Regions from separate parts of the Mus musculus genome. Here region 1 is linked to region 2. The links are chromatin contacts, found by Hi-C or POLR2A ChIA-PET in ENCODE. All regions are on one chromosome and are shown on one strand. Each heading gives the region's core, a stretch centred on a gene start or an enhancer-like site at or near the end of the contact. The rest is flanking DNA. Distances are from core to core; before and after follow the strand shown. Region 1 overlaps Dstyk (dual serine/threonine and tyrosine protein kinase). Region 2 holds the start of Tmcc2 (transmembrane and coiled-coil domains 2).

Evidence for each region. Hi-C counts contacts between places; a loop is a spot of excess contacts on that map. ChIA-PET counts read pairs that join two places held with the same protein, here RNA polymerase II (POLR2A).
Region 1: a map of left cerebral cortex shows a loop between it and region 2 (1.9-fold over the local background). The contact joins the enhancer-like site here to the promoter of Tmcc2 in region 2. A Hi-C loop is called at or near these places in 2 of 37 maps with a recorded cell type or tissue (gastrocnemius and left cerebral cortex). POLR2A ChIA-PET finds 5 or more read pairs at or near these places in 2 of 5 experiments (both embryonic stem cell).

Annotation. Positions count from the first base shown.
Region 1 is chr1:132,430,643-132,433,342 of GRCm38, reverse strand. The region is part of intron 1 of Dstyk (dual serine/threonine and tyrosine protein kinase); the gene reads right to left. Among named protein-coding and RNA genes, the nearest start is that of Dstyk, 15 kb to the right of the region's middle. Within about 2 kb of position 1,427, at least 1 of the 3 ENCODE cell types and tissues checked has a DNase peak (open chromatin) inside an H3K27ac peak, as active enhancers do; it is gastrocnemius, where a contact is called at or near this core.
Region 2 is chr1:132,389,896-132,392,815 of GRCm38, reverse strand. It overlaps Tmcc2 (transmembrane and coiled-coil domains 2), which reads left to right and starts at 1,430. Exons shown (of 5, transcript NM_178874.3): 1 at 1,430-1,839. The coding sequence starts at 1,633.

The DNA of each region.
Region 1 (2,700 bases), core at 178-2,677, 41 kb before region 2:
CATTAATCTAAAGGGCTCACTTCCTCAAACAGATTTCAGGAGTATTATAGAGACCAAAGCGTTTGAAAGCCTGTTTGGGAAAGAATATGGCGTTGGTTCCTGGAAATGCTCAAGCAAGTATTCACCACTCTCACGCTGCTTCAGCTGCGGGATCTGCCGACAGCTACGCTTAAGGTGGTAATACTGAGAGACTACTTGCCTTAGTCACCTAACAAGATATTACATCAAACCATCTGTGGGCTGTTTTAGTCCTGAAGCAACAAGCAAGAGGCCTGACTCACTGAAAAGGTAGTTCCACTTCACAATGTACCTGTCTCCTGCTCCCTATCTTCCACAAGTGACATCACCAGAAAAGTTTAAGAGGTCTGTCCCTCTCTACATTCATTATGGTCTTCTGTCCCATGCCTATCTACGAATGCAGCACTTGGCCTCAGTACATCTGTCAGCAACACTAAAACAAGAAATCTACTCTCGTGGGAAAGAGATGGGCACCTCTAGAAATGTAGAGAGCGTTCCCTGAGTGCCCATTTCTGTGCAAGGTATTTAGTAAGTACAAGAGTGAATACCAGACTACTTGCTGGTCTAATCCCTGGCATACACTTAAAGCAGGAAAGCACAAACACTTCTCTGAGTGACCACTTGGGAAAGGACAATGGGCAAGTCTTGAGTCCCACGTACCTTCATTCACCTTATATCATAACGTATATCATACAGAGCAGAGGTTCTTCTATTACTGTTTCTAAGAATCAAACCATGAAGAAATTTCCCAATTCTCTGCATCCTCAGCACCCAACACAATGACTGACAGTGTTTGAAAGTTGTCTATTTGTTCCATGTCAGAATTCATTGGTTGTAAAGAGTTGTCTACAAAAGTGACTCTATTACATTTGCAAAGGGCAGCACTCCTAAAACACCCCATCTTTCCACAGAGAGTTGCTGTGAAGAAAACAACTGCAGAATTTGAAGAGTTCGTCAGCTAGCCTGCCTTCACTCTCGCCTACAGATCCTGGTCTCCTCCTTTTTCCTGGCCCTCGCCAGACTCTCACTTAAGTGACAAGTGTCTGTCCAACTGACGGCCTTGCCGTTCCTATCATAGAAGCTGTTTTATAAGGAAAGCAAACTGACAGCCCTCAGTGAGTTCTAACACTGCTGCTCCCTCTAGCAGAGTGGATAATGAAGCCAATGGAGCCCCTTTCAGGACAACACCTCTGACACAAACTATCAGCGACAGAAAAGCCAATAAAGCCTGCTGCATCAGCCCAACCGCAGGGACACACCCCATTATTCATCCGACCTAAATCATCACCTTCCTGTGCTCCAGCTCGCCTACAGAAATAGTCTGCAGAAGCAAACAGTCAAAGCAGCCAAGACGAGTGCAATGGCACGGGGGCTGAGCTTGAGCCCAGGTCTGCCTCCCATTGCCAGGCACTCTGCCAGGGTTCCATGTGCAACCTACTGAGCTGCGAAGGCCCTTAGCATGGGCACTGCTGTCTCTTGGTGTTCAACATAACACTATCCAAGCCCTCTCCTTCTCGAATGAAGCTTTTCCACGGCTCTCTAAGCTGTCTGTGAGATTTGAATAAGTGCATGATAGAAATGAAGCTGAAAACAGATGCGATCATCTTCCTTCCCTGGAAAAGAGCATAGCTGGCACAGGGAGCAGCCCTGGGGGGCGGGGTGTCTGATGTCTGATCCTCACACTGCTCATCTATGAACTGAGAGTCAGACCATCTTTAACACTCCAATTTTTAAAAAAGATTTATTTACTTATTATTATGTCTAAGTACACTGTAGCTGTCTTCAGACACACAAGAAAGGCCATCAGATCTCATTACAGATGGTTGTGAGCCAGCATGTGGTTGCTGGGATTTGAACTCAGGACCTTGGGAAGAGCAGTCAGTACTCTTAACCGCTGCGCCATCTCTCCAGCTCCACTCTTTCCAATTTTAAATTCTAGTTTTAACTGGTCTGCTGGCTGTTGCTATTACAGTTTCAGAATATGTAGCCTTGGCTAACCTGGACACTAAGTAGTTAAGGCTGGCCTGGAACTCAGAGATCCACCTGCCTCTAATTCCTAAGCCCGGTGTCACCATGTCTGGCTGTTTTTATTTTTAAGTTGTGCGTAAATTTAATTATGAAAGCTCTTCCTGAACTATTAAACACAGATCAAAGGTGACTAGACTAGCCAGGGGCTCTAAGGACCTACAATATAGTCTTAGCATATCTCTAAAGAACAGATCAAAAGCTGTGCCTGACATTGGAGGGAGGAAGGCAACCTGCTTCCGAGTTGCAGCAGGCACCTGGCAGACAGTTATAGGACTTGTGAGTTAATCAGGTTTTCTCTGGTAATTAATACAGCAGCATCTGCATATGGGCTGCCAGAAGGCAGCAGCAGGCTTCGCAGCTGGCGCACATTAACCCTGCCAACTCTGACTGCAGGAAAATTCAAATCAAATTGTCCTAAGTGCAAACCAAGGCTTTAATCTCTCTGTCTTTCTTCATGGTGGTTGTTCTTAAATACAGAGTTACCTTGACTGAATTTCCTTCTAATAAAGACTGCAAGTTAGGAGGAAGAAGTGCAAACAAAGGAGTAGGCTGTCCTGTGGATCTGCTCTAGACGGTATTTTTCATCTCTTTTTATACATTGATCTAGAGGTTATTTGCCTCATCTCAAAGTACTTGATTCTACCAGATAATTTT
Region 2 (2,920 bases), core at 181-2,680:
AGAGTTAGGAAACTCACAGACTAGTGGGACCGAAGTGAGGCAAGAAGGGTTTGGTGAGTGTGAAAGAGACTGGCAAACTGTAAAATCCTTCAGAGAAAGCTCTGTGACTCACAGGGGGAGGCGCAGCCTTTTACAGTAGCCCAGGCCTGTGTTTCTCAGATGTTACCTTGTGTGAGAATTACCCGACGGGCTTGTGAAACATGGATCTTTGGGTCCATGACTTCTGATTTAGTTGTATCCAGGAATTCGTATTTCTGTCTGGTTCCCTGGTGGTGGTGATGATGATGATGACTACGATGGTGATGATGCAGGGTCCAGTCTATGCCTTAAGAACTACTGGATGCTGAATAAGGGCAACCCATCCATGCCAAAGAAGGCATACAGTTTGCAGAACGAATAGGAATTAATAGAGTAGAATACTACTACTCTCCATTTTTTGGTAGCTCCATCTGCTCTCATCTTCCAAACTGCTTAGCAATAGTATGGGGCAAATGTAACATTCTTTTTCCAGTCTTCAGTACATATCATTAATACCTACCATTAATACCCATTCCTTTTAAAAAGCTGCTTCTGGTGAGCATGTATTTGGGCACTGAGTTTCTAAACATAAAGCCTGCGTTCTTATGAGATGTGTATTTAAAACAGAGAAAGAGGGGATGTAGCAGAACAGTCCCTCTCCTTTGCTTTTGTAGCTATGAAGGTAGGCATGGGTTTGCGACCCAAACCACCTATTCTAGAAGGGACTAGCTTGTCTCTAACTGAAGGGATGCATATAATATAAGGTGCAGAGTTAGGGGAGTGATGATAAACACTTAATGTGTCCCCCAACAAAGCGAATGGGCGGGGTGATCGTGAAGGCCTAGCCTGGGAGAGGTGGCTCCAAAGCCGGCACAGAGCTGAGCTCCAACACAGCCTCAGCCCTCCAGACCCTCCCGGGGGACGCGCGGTGCAACCAAGCCTACAGCGGTGTCCGCGCGCCGTTGCGCAGCCCTCCGGCCTTCCCATTGGCGGGCGGCGCCATCTGCGCTCGCCTCGCCCTGGCGCTGGCGGGCGGAGGCCCGGGCGGGGTAGGCCGCGCTCGCGGCGGGCTGTGGCCGCAGCCTTGCGCGGCTGCTGACGAGGAGCGGGGCGCGGGGCGGGAGGAGGCAGGCCCATGCGGGGCGGCGGCGGGCGGCGGGCGGCGGCGGGGCCGGGTGCCCAGGGCGGCCCTATGGGACCCGCCCGGCCGGCTCCCGCGTGCCCTGCCTGGCCCAGCAGTCCGGCCTGCGGGCGGGGATGCGCGGTGTGGTCCAGCTCCCCGCCGCCCTGCGGGGCCCTGAGGCAGAAAGTTTGGGGGTCGGGAGCGGCCCCCCTCCCGCGCCAGTGACTGCCTAAGGACCGCTGCAGCCCGGCTTCGCCCGCGACCTGCCTCCGCTCCCCAGGTCGGAATGAACTATCCTAAGGCTCCCCCTCTTCGCCCCTCCCTCATCCTCCTTTAAAAAGATAATTTCTTAAATTCAAGAACTCGTGATCTGCCTACTCCCCTCGTCCATAATTTAAACCCCAGGTCTTTTGAGTGCAAGAGGGGGGTGCGGTCTCTCCCCAAGATAGCACGCTAGAAGGACAGATTCCCCTTGCCGACCCACTTACACCATGAAGAGGTGCAAATCGGACGAGCTGCAGCAACAGCAGGGCGAGGAGGATGGGGCTGGGATGGAAGACGCTGCTTGCCTTCTGCCAGGCGCGGACCTCCGGCATGGGGAGGCCTCGAGTGCTAACTCCGCTGGCGGGCCAACTTCAGATGCTGGCGCTGCGGTGGCACCCAACCCGGGTCCCCGAAGCAAGCCTCCTGATTTAAAGGTGAGCGCAGACCGTCTCCAGGCAAGCCCAGCCCGCCACGTAGCTTCCCCCACCCCTCGCAGAAGTGTCTTAACCGAATAAAAGTGATGGGGAAGCTCGCAAAGGTCAGAGAGGATGAATGATGTTCGGCTAGGTTCGGAGGGGGAAGCTAGGCACCATTTGTTCCTGTCTATCAGCTCCATCTCAGTCCTCTGTGTTCTTCATTATTCAGCAAACGTTCTAATGACTCACTCATCTGAGATTGTTTGAAGAACGTGTGTGAAACCCTATTTTGCAGACAAAGGGCTGGCGAGATCTAAGATGCTAACTTAGAAAGTTCACAGTACTCTCCCTTCTGTAGGAAGGCTAGAGAAGAAGATTGTAGCTTGGGAAGCTAAATAGGTGACCGTTACCTTCCTATGCCAATTAGCCTCCTCCGAGTGCGGATTTTTTTTTTTTTTTTTTTTTTTGAGCATCTTCCTGAACGAAGCTCAGTTTGTCCATCTATGAAAGGGGGGTGTAGATGTCTTGCCGTTAGGTGGAGCCAGAGGTTAAGCTAGTGCTTGGAGATCCCTCTCTGCCTCCTGAACCAACCCCCAGGGTGGAGAACTGACAGGTGGCAGGGCAGAGCCTGGGCTGATTGGGGCCTCGGTTCAAGTTGCACACATGCTGAGCCGGCAGCTAGAACCAGAATTGGAAAGGACCGTTCACATGGAGCTGTTTATTTTCCAGCCCGAGGTCTTCCAGACTATTGGCGAGCTGTATTGAATACATCTCTGTATCAATTACAGCAGCAGCCAGGATAAATAATGCGCCTTTGCTGGAGTTACCATCGGGACTGCCAGCTCAGGCTCCTTAGGCCAGCTCACAACTGGGCTGAGAGAGATGTCAGCTCCCGGAAGGAACTTAAATGCCTTGGGGATTGATGCCTTGGAAATTTTCTCCGGAAAGGGTGCAGGGTCTGGGATAGGGGAGCAGAAAGGCCTCCCGTTAGGTTAAAGCCTTGTCCAAATGGCTGTGGGCCCCGGAGGAGCTCACTAGAATAAGCTAATGACATTCCTTCTTTGGTCTGAGCAGCTCAAAGTCAGGAAGCCAGGTGAGT